Regions from separate parts of the Mus musculus genome. Here region 2 is linked to region 1. The links are chromatin loops, found by intact Hi-C in ENCODE. Cell type or tissue: heart. All regions are shown on one strand. Region 1 holds the start of Cadm2 (cell adhesion molecule 2). Region 2 overlaps Cadm2 (cell adhesion molecule 2).

Region 1 (5,000 bases):
AAATCCAAGTTACTGAGAGGTGAACTAGGGACTCCAAGAGGATGTTTTCTCGGCAGGATTAGAAATCCAAGTAAAGCCTTCAGCCACCTGGGTGAGGAGTACCAGGGTGGAGGAGTGAGCGCTGAGAAAAGGGAGCAGGAGGTGCAAGCCATGAAAATGCACTATCTGCTTTCTTGGCACATGACATTTTAAATTTATATCCCATGTAAAATAGGTTTAAAAATCTCCTCGATATATTCAAGGAAACATCTGTACACGGTTAGTTAATTGATTCAGCAATTTCCTGTCCATTACTTCACTTACATTCATAAATATGCACAAATAACATACTGTCCCAATATATAACCCCCAGAAGACGGCAAGAAAGAGGCTACATTCCAAGAACTTGCTGAAAGATGGTTCATTGACCTCATTTAAATCCTGCAAAAAATAATAATAATTTAAAAAAAAAAAAGGTTTGGGTCTGAATCTCCGGTGTGTCTACATGTGTCTTACTTCCACATTCCTTTAACCCAGAGACAAATAAATTTGATCAACTAATCTTTCTCACAAATACCAATGGATGGCAGAAGAGTTGGAGGTGAACAAAGATTTATCAAGAAAAGAGACACCCAGCTTTAAAAAAAAAAAAAAAAAAAAGATCTATTGACCATCATCTCGCATTCATCCTTTCCCGTTTCTCTCATTCAAGCCGCATCCCTGTGCTACTCTTCAAAGCAAGGATCTTCCGCCTTTCGGTCCTGCACATGCACGCCTCTTCTGCCTCCTCCACCACCCCAAAGTGCTTCTCCCATACACTCCAACTCACGCCTTGCCATTTATTTCAAAATTAGCATCTTCTTCCCCTTCCACACATCCCACCTCCTCCATCCTCCAAAAGAGAAGGTCTGGGAGAAATGAGCCCAAATCCCCTAGCCGCTTTGCATCAGGACCAGTGATTTGCATAACTGTTTTGTGTGGTTTCCCTCCATTGCAGACGCAAGGTTTTTGCATTTCGCGTTGAAGGATGATATTAATTACGGAAAGAAGCGGCAGACAGAGGATAGACAGACAGGTAAAGATTCTGAGCGAAAATCCAAAGCAGTGAAGTAGCTGCCAGAGTGCATGCATTTCTTTGCTTAAAAAAAAAAAAAAAAGCAAACCACGCAGACTGGATAATAAAAAGTCGATGTGTTGATAAAGTGGATTTATGTCTTTTAAATTGTCCCTTCGCTCCGTTTTAAATTTCTTGTTTCATTCATATTCATATTCTCTCTCTCTCTCTCTCTCTCTCTCTCTCTCTCTCTCTCTCTCTCTCTCTCTCTCTCTCTCTCTCTCTCTTTCTCCGCTCGCTCGTACTCCTCTCTCTAGACCAGACAGAGTCTCCCTTCTCTTCCTAGGTGAATGACACGTCTCGCAATCCCCCACCCCCCCACCCCGGGGATGTTATTGCAATGCACACGGTGCCGCCGCTGCTGCTGTTCTTGCCGTCGCGGGAGCTTGCTTCCAGGCTCTCACACACTTTTTAAAAGACACATGGATGAGATGCTGGTGGGAAGAAGGGAAAGAGGAAGGCGACCCTAAAAGGGGAGGAGGTTAAAGAGATGACAAGAGGTGGAAAGGGTCGCTTAAGAGCGTGATGTGGGAGGTGGCTGGCGAGGGTGGGTGGGGGAATCGGAGAATGGAATGTTGAGACAGGCACAAGTTGCCAGCCACCCTGAGTGGGAGGGGGATGCTGGCGGGGATCGAGTGGGGTGGGATGAAGGCAGCTCAGGTGAATGAAAAGGCGAAAGGTGCCGCGTAAGGAGCTTTCTGCTACCAGAACTGGGCTGAGCCAGCGCTGGAGAAGCAACGGCTGGTGCAAACTGCCACTGCCCCCTGCAGCACCGGGGCGGAGGGGGAGGGACTGGAAACCGCCGGGCACTGGGGGATTGCCAGGGGAGAGTGGAAATACGGGGTGGAATGGCAAGGATGGGGAATGGGCGTGAAGCGATGCTCCCCACAGCGGGGCGGGGATTACCTTGTAACAGGAGCCCGCAGACACTGTAGAAGCGGAGAACCGCGCTGCGTTTCCAAATCATGGTCCCTTCTTTTAAGGGTCTGGGGAAGGATCGAGGGGGCAAGGAGATGCTGGTTGAGCGAACCACACAGTGCAAGGGCTCCGCTGGTGTCGTCCCCCCGGCTCCCGCCGGACCCACGGTACCGCCGCTGCTGTGTTCGAACCCGCGCGGAAGCTGGTTGCCGGCAGCAAAAGCGGCAGTGGCAGAGCACCCGCAGAATGGGGTTTCGGTGGGCTAAATAGTTTCTTCTCCTTCTGCTGCTGGTGGTGCAGCCCCGACAACCGATCTGCCCGGCACCGGTTTGGACCTTGCCTTCCTTTCGGAGCTCGAGGCAAGTCCCAGAGCCCGCCCGGAGGTTGCTCAGGCAGGTGATGCGGAGATGCCGGGGTGTCGGGGAAGGTGCAGGCGAGGGCTGCAAGGAGTGGGTAGGTCACGGAAGGGAGGGGTGGGGGACAGGGGCAGCAAGCTGGCAGCACCGCCGCTCGCGCTCGGGTGTCAGAGTCCTGGGAGAAGAGGTGGGCAGCAGTGGTAGCAGCGCTTGGTAGCGGTGGCAGCAGCGGCGGCGGCGGCTCCCGGATGCTCCGGCTGCAGCAGCAGCAGTGGCGGCGGCGGCGGCGGCGGCGGCGGCGGCGGCGACGGAGGCGGCGGCGGCGGCAGCGGCGGCAGCAGCAGCTCTAGCGAGCACCAGACACAAGGGCAAGCTCAGCGCCGCGAAGGCCCCGCCCCTACCCTGGCCAGGGATAGGCTCCACCCCCTGACCAATAGGAACACACCCACCCACCACACCGGGCCAATGACAGAGAAGGGTGGGAGGAGACAAGCGCCGGGAAAAACAAACAGGCTTCTCAAGGACCCTTCGGGCAGGAAGCTCTGAAGCCCCCTTTCACGCACTCAGGACTGGTGTCACCTCCTTAAAGGTGGCCACGTGCTAACTTGCAGGGAAGACAGCCCTGTTCATGAACAGGTGCTGAGCCCTGGAGAAGAATTCAGCCAATCGCCACCGCGAGGGGGCGGGGTTAGCTGGATCTTCCCCCCCCCCCCCCACCACCACCACACACCCCCAGCACCATCCCATCCCACACCCCTAGGTTCTGGAATCCGATGTGCCTGGGCACGGTCCTGGGTGCGAAGTTCTTCTGAGCATTTGGACTCCTAGAGCAGATGGTGGCTTCACCTGCCCACTCACCAGCTGCAGTAGCAATCTTCAATGCTCCCAGCCGCAAAAGGGAGAGATTACAGAGGGCGTGGGAGAGGCTAAGTATAGGGCGCTGAACACCTACCTGCCTGCAAGAACTTGGGGAAGCAGAGATTTAGAAGTAAAGGAAAAAAATCACTTTGTTGTTGTTGTTGTTGTTTTTTCTTCAAAAAGTTTACGTATACCACGTCCACTTCTCCACATAGCTCTGGGAGTGACTGTATAGGGACTGAGATCCGGTTCAAATCCCATAGCTGTCTCTTTGGTTTCATAATGCTTTTGTGGTGGTATTTCTGAAGCCTTCTCAACTGAAAAAGATGATAGTAATAGTTCTCTTACCATGTAAAGAGCAAACATGTAACTGGGGCCCGATAGTTTGTCTGCTTTGCGAAGAATAGTGTAGCTGTGAAGAGGATTTTTCCTAATTAAAAATAACAGGGAATCTTATAAAATTTCTTTTAAAATGCCAACAATACTCCTAAGAAGAAAGAAGAGGAAATGTGTTTCATTCGAGGGTGTGACATAAAGTGGTCAGGAAGAATCACTTAATACAAACCACGAGCTTTAGAAGTCCAGCTTTAAATGAGCAAGACAAATTATTCACAAGTTTTTCTAACCGAGATTAATTCGTAGTTTTTTCTCCCTATGACCAGTTTTTAATTGGACCAAATTAGCAGATGATGGAAGAGTTCTGGTGTGTTGAATCAGTCACAACGTAAATAGGTCGGCTTTGTTAGATAACACACAATAGAAGCTTGCAACCAAAAAGGACTGAGGCAAAGATGAGAGGAGAGACCTATAGGGATGCCCTTTGCCCTTTCTCAAGACTGCTGCTTCCTTTGCGGCAACTTTTTATGAGCAACCCTTAAAGCCTTTTAGGTAATGACCCATTCATATCTCTACTCAACTTTCTCCATAGGTTCTCAAAATTAAGGTGTGTCATTTCAGTAATAAAATTGCAAGTAGGGTCTGAAAGGAGGAGGACGGGGGAATAATTTTATTACTGCTGAAGGTAGTTGCCCACCATGAGTTTTAGACATTAGGGAAGACAGAAAGCCCTTGCATACTGCTATCACTTAAGCTGCAGGGAGCATCAAAAGGTGATGCCCTAATACCATAACCCTTGCTTCAGCTCTGTGTCAGGAAGACTGTAACAAATGGGAATGTCAAAAAAGGACGGTTTGATATGTCAAGGTTACTGGGTTCTAGTTTGTACCCGTTTTATGGCTGTATTACCCCGAGACCTCTCCCCTTGAATCATCCAAAGTAGACTTTGATCATTTCTAAAGTTGCAATGAGCAGAAAGGTAAAAAATAAAATAAAATAAGAAAGAACACACACACACAACTTGTCATATTTAGGACAACATCCCAGTTGTTCCAGTTGGCAGGAATATTTCAGCACTGGTGACTGACAATGTGAAACAGATTACATTTGATTCTTGTTGGAAAACACACAGGCAAGAACTGTGGTCCTAGGAACTAAGAACTGCAGAATCTCCCATGTTAAGCAGCACTCACTGGACTGGAATCTTCCTGGAAACTCAGTTTTGAAAGCATTGAACATTAGCATTATTTTGCCAGATACTCCATGGGGAATTTCAACATTCTCATCAAGTGGAAGACACTAGGCCTCCAGGGACTTAAGATATACTATTATTTTAAGGAACTTCAAAGATAAGTTTCTGAAAATAAACCGAAAACGTCACCTGTAAAGTACAGAAGCAAACTACCCAAATTAATTCGTTTTAAGAAAATATTAAAAGT
Region 2 (5,000 bases), 530 kb before region 1:
ACATTCTGGCTCTTGACAATAAAAATAGTAATAGTAATAGTAATAGTAATAGTAATAGTAATAGTAATAGTAATAGTAGTAGTAATAATAATAGTAATAGTTATAGTAATAGTTATAGTAACAGTAGCAGTAGCAGTAGCAGTAGCAGTAGCAGCCCAGAGTTTTGGGTAGGCTGAGGTGGGAATTCCAGTCCTTGGGCTTGTGTAACAAGTACTTTATCTGAAGATCAAGTTCTTTTCTTATTAATTTTTAGAAGAAAATAAAACAGGACTGAGATTCTCTTCACACTTTTAACAACTGTAGATTTCAGTAAGCCAGACTTTACATTATAATACCTCTAATACTGGGGATCTTAATTTGAAATGCTTCACCCTTAGTTAATTTTTAAGAGTTTCAAAACTCTGCTAAATTCAAAACACAAATAAATAGATGGGAAATATATGAATGTCTCTACTATGCAATCACAGATGAGAAGGTAAAAAACTGTTATCAATAGCAACAGAAATTAGAAACTAATCAGAAATAATGTTAAATGAAGATGGCTTATAGCCGAATATTTAATCTGATGTAATTGAAATTTAAATTCATATTATGCAATAGAATAAGAATACAATCATCACTTCCCTTTTATCAGTGCAGGCGAGTGGTATCAGTTTGCACAATCAAATTCCATTGCGGAGTCTCACTATGGTATTTTGTGAAGAATAGCTTGAGAAAGTGATGCTGATGAATAAATTATACATTCAAACACTTGAGCTGCATATAAATTTCCCTTCTGGAAGTGCTATTCAAAAAGAAACTCCAGAGTCTTGATCTACTTAGAGTATTTAAAAAATAAAAGAAAGAAGAAGAAAAACTTTACCTTTGCCCTCTTTTTAACCTCATTTAACTCCCATTACAGTGCATCTTCAACATATCAGATTGAAAACCTATTTTAAAGGAAAACCAAATCCTTACCTTGCTTAGGAAGTTACAAATTATCTATCCATTGCCTTCTCACAGGGCAGGAGTGACTATAGTACCCTCTGACTCATCATTTAGAACATCCTCTAACGTCCTTACTGATATTTTTAAGCTTCTATGTAATTGGCAGTACATATGCAGCAGAACGCATGCTGTCTTGATGCTTTTTCTAAATTAGAAATCTATAAACAAGTGGAAAATGAGGAAAGATGCATCGAGAAGTGTGAACTGCTCCTATCATGTGCGAGGGATATTTCAATGGACCAGGAGACTTGACTGTCTGAGAAGAAGCAAAACATGCAATTCATTTATACAATATACATGAGTTCTTTAAAAGTGCCATTTAGTAATCTGGTCTTGTGAAAGGGTCCAATGAAAGAACTGGTACAGGCTATGTGGTGTGGTTTGAATGAAAAACGTTTCCTGTAGGCTCACTGGGAGGTGCAGTTTGGGATGTAATGCATCCTTTACAAGGTGATGGCTTCCCTAGAAGAAGAAGCTTAATAGCCTGGCCACACTCCCAGTCCATTCTCTCACTCCTGACCGATAGGCAGTGTGAACAGCGGGTGAGCTCCTTATCCAGCCACTCTCCTTTCTCTTCTCATGATGGAATGTATCCCTTCAGACTGTAAACCCTAATAGGCTTTGCCTGTTGTTTGTTTGTTTGTTTGTTTGTTTGTTTGTTTTTCAGGGAATTGCTTCTGTCAAGAATTTTGTCACAGTAAGGACAAAATGCTATGACAGTATTTGATTATTTAAAAAAAATTAAAAATTTCTTTAACAATAGAATTCACAGACAACAGTATGGATTTTAAGATATTTAAATATTTTAGTATTTTCAATCCTTGTCTTTTACATATAGCTAAATCATACCATAGTATAAGTAGTTCATTAAGAAGTAATCAATAGTGTACAATACACAATTTACTATTAGTCTAAAATACAGGCATAATTCATAGAATACTCAGATTATGTGTGTTTATTTTATTCCATATAATATCAATGATAAAGAAAAATACCTTCCCTAGTAGTTTATTCTAGAAAGATTTGGTTTTGTGAACTGTTTGATTAACTAAATTAACTTCCAATTTTTCCTTCAGTGGAGTCTTTTCTCAGTAACTTTTTGTGAATACTAATCATCTATTTTAAAATACAATGAGGGTTATTTTTCTATATGAAGAATGAATAAAAAAAGAGAGGTATCTTACTTTAATAGTTATCTGTCAGCTGGAATTAATAATTTTATGAAAGCTGAATGCATCTTTTAAATCATATCTTTCAAAATGCTGGCATTTATAGAAAAATGTAACATTGGAAGAAAATATGAAACAAAATAGGGTTTGCAATGCTTCAATTTGTAATCCTAGGATGATAAACATAAAAATGATAAAAATGCCTCTTGTATTTTATTTCACAGTTCTACTATACTAAAGGAAAATTAGTTTCTAGTTATGAGTTACATGTCTTTGTGCCTTGGTATGTGTGTTGGAGGTGTGCTTGCACAAGTGTGTGTGTGAGAGTGTGTGTGTATGTGGGTGTGTGTGTGGGTGTGTGAGTGTGTGTGTGTGTGTGTGTGTGTGTGTGTGTGTGTGTGTGTATGTGTGTGTGTGTGTTTTACATGGTACCATTTTAAGGTGAGTTTGGGAAGGAGTACTTCATACTCATCTTCGATGATGTGTCAGATGATTAGCAAGTGTAACAGGACAAAAAGAGATACCCAGATTTGATGTTGCCTAGTCATTACCAGATAAGTTTGGGTCTCAAATCCATTTGTTCTGTCTGTAGGAGCTGAGCTTTTTCTCAGGTTTGAGGACAGTATGCCTGCAGTTCTGAGGTACAGACACTAGATGACAGCCTTGTCTGCCTCTAGTTGCAAGTAATTATAAAACCAGTGAAAGTTATCTCCAATGATGAAACTGCTGAAAAGAGTTGTGTCTGTGGCCTCCGTAATATCTAACAGGATTTTAAAAGTTTACAGTGTGAGAAGTCCTATTACTTGGTTTCACGTGATTCACTATGAATACAAGCACATATTAGGAAATGCCATTTTCAATGTTGACATTTCCCATGAATTGTATTAAAACCCCACACTTCTAAGAGAACTTGACATGATTAGAAATGAGAGACCTGAAGTTAGAGATGTTCAGAGGTCTTTCTATTTTGAACTATGGCTATGTTTTGGTGTCATTTAAAACTTGATAGTCATGCTATGACTGATAGGAGTGATTAGCAGAACCAGCTTCAGCTATGGATTTCCAGGGAAAAAAATAGATTTTGAATGTATCTGGCTTGATATAAGTTACACTTCATCTTAACACAAAGCATAAAAGACAGACACTTTCATTGTACCCATCCAGAATAAAAGAAAAGAAAATCTTGCATGTGTAGATGTGTCTTCTAAGTATTTTCTGTTACACACTATACCAAGTTGAATATTGTCTGTTGTTATTTAATCTGGCTATTGTTGAACATTTCTATACTTTCAAAGAAGACAAATAAGTTGGTCTTTAAAGATCAGTAATGCCACAAGAAGATAACAGATTGTGGATCTGTGCATGGTTCAGTCAGTCAGGGAACATATTTCTGTGATCAACTCCTGAGGATGCAACAGAAAGGCATACTTGTGACTACACATCACTTCTCAGACCTGGAAGCTGAGGGCAAGTGGGCTGAAAATGAGTAAATTACACTGTTTCGTTCAGGCAAAGTATACTTTCAGACAGAAGCAAATTGGGGGAGGGACTCTCGTGGTGGGGTACCAGGAGGGGACTGACTGGGAGGAAAAATATGTAAATAAACAAATAAATAAGTCCCCATTAGTACCAAAGACCCAAAGTTTTACTACATTAGCAGCATTTCAGCCAAGGATGCATTAATTAAACACAAAGGCAAACCATGTTCTTAAGCAAACTCCCCCTGTTTATGCTAAGCATTGATTGACAGGAGTGAGCATCAAGATTTAACCTCCCATTTCCACTGCTAACATATAAAGGCTATATCCAATCCTAACACACTACCCTAGACTGAAGACCAAAAATGATGTTGGTTTCAAAGGCAAGGTTTGCTCTGAACAGAGTATAATCTTTCATGGCTTGGGAAACTTGGTAAAATGATGAGCAGAGGGCTTCAAAGACAAATGCATGGGGATCTTTGACCAATACTATATAGCGGGTATCACCTGAATGAACCCATCTTCATCATAGACAGCTGAGAAGAGTAGCAGAAGTTTAATAGATAAGTATTTTTATGTGCATTAGTGCAATAGACTTAATTGGTACCTATGATATGGAGAGGCTATTGAAAACTTGTCCTTGTCTGTAGACACGGCATAAAGGCAATCAATCTAATGCTATTAAGTGTGAGTAGGCCCAGACATTCTAAATCGAACAAGTCTAGAGACAACATAAGAGTGATTTAGAGAATGTCCTGAGGTAGTTTATCTCTGAACATTAATCTGGAGACTTTGTTTTATAATAAATAACAAGCCAAAGAAATGTATTACCCAAGTTCAAAGCCTGGGTTGTCTAATTTGTTGCGTTTCATAATGTTATAATGGTCAGAGATAATGTAAATGCAGTCATTAAAATCACAGACTTTAACTGGCAGGTAGCGAACATTCACAATTCCAGCATCTGAATTATGAGAAAAGAAGGTTCCAAATTTGAAAACTGTCTTAGCTATAAAAGGAGGGTTTTTTTTTTCAAAAGGATTTTTTTAAAGGACACAAAAAGCATCCATCTATAGGTTGAATTGTTCTGGGCATTTAGATATTTAAATAAGCCATTGTTGCCTTTTGTTAAATGAGATACTTTTCCCATCTCTGCCATGAGACATTTTCTATTAAAATATATTACTGTGATTGGGGATTTATCTCAGTGTAAGAGTACTAAACAAAGTCCTGAGTTCAGCCCTAAGCCTCAGAAAAGTGAATAAATAAGTATAATAAAATAATTCCCTAACAGAAATTATATATATATATATATATATATATATATATATATATATATATATACTCTCATTAAGATTATATTCATTTA

The links. Hi-C counts contacts between places; a loop is a spot of excess contacts. Peaks named below come from ENCODE experiments on the same cell type or tissue, not always from the same donor. Only the 100,000 strongest peaks of a DNase experiment are listed, where the experiment ranks them.
Region 2: a loop joins it to region 1, with 4 times the contacts of the local background. A loop is called at or near these places in 7 of 42 quality-filtered maps.

The regions. Positions count from the first base shown.
Region 1 is chr16:67,618,172-67,623,171 of GRCm38, forward strand. It overlaps Cadm2 (cell adhesion molecule 2), which reads right to left and starts at 2,737. Exons shown (of 10, transcript NM_178721.4): 1 at 2,000-2,737. The coding sequence starts at 2,060. In heart, no CTCF peak of the experiment used is centred here; a DNase peak (open chromatin) is centred at 2,820; H3K4me3 peaks cover 2,347 bases; H3K27ac peaks cover 502 bases; H3K27me3 peaks cover 608 bases.
Region 2 is chr16:67,087,138-67,092,137 of GRCm38, forward strand. All of the region lies in intron 1 of Cadm2 (cell adhesion molecule 2), which reads right to left. Among named protein-coding and RNA genes, the nearest start is that of 1700010K23Rik, 430 kb to the left of the region's middle. In heart, a CTCF peak has its summit at 2,808; no DNase peak of the experiment used is centred here.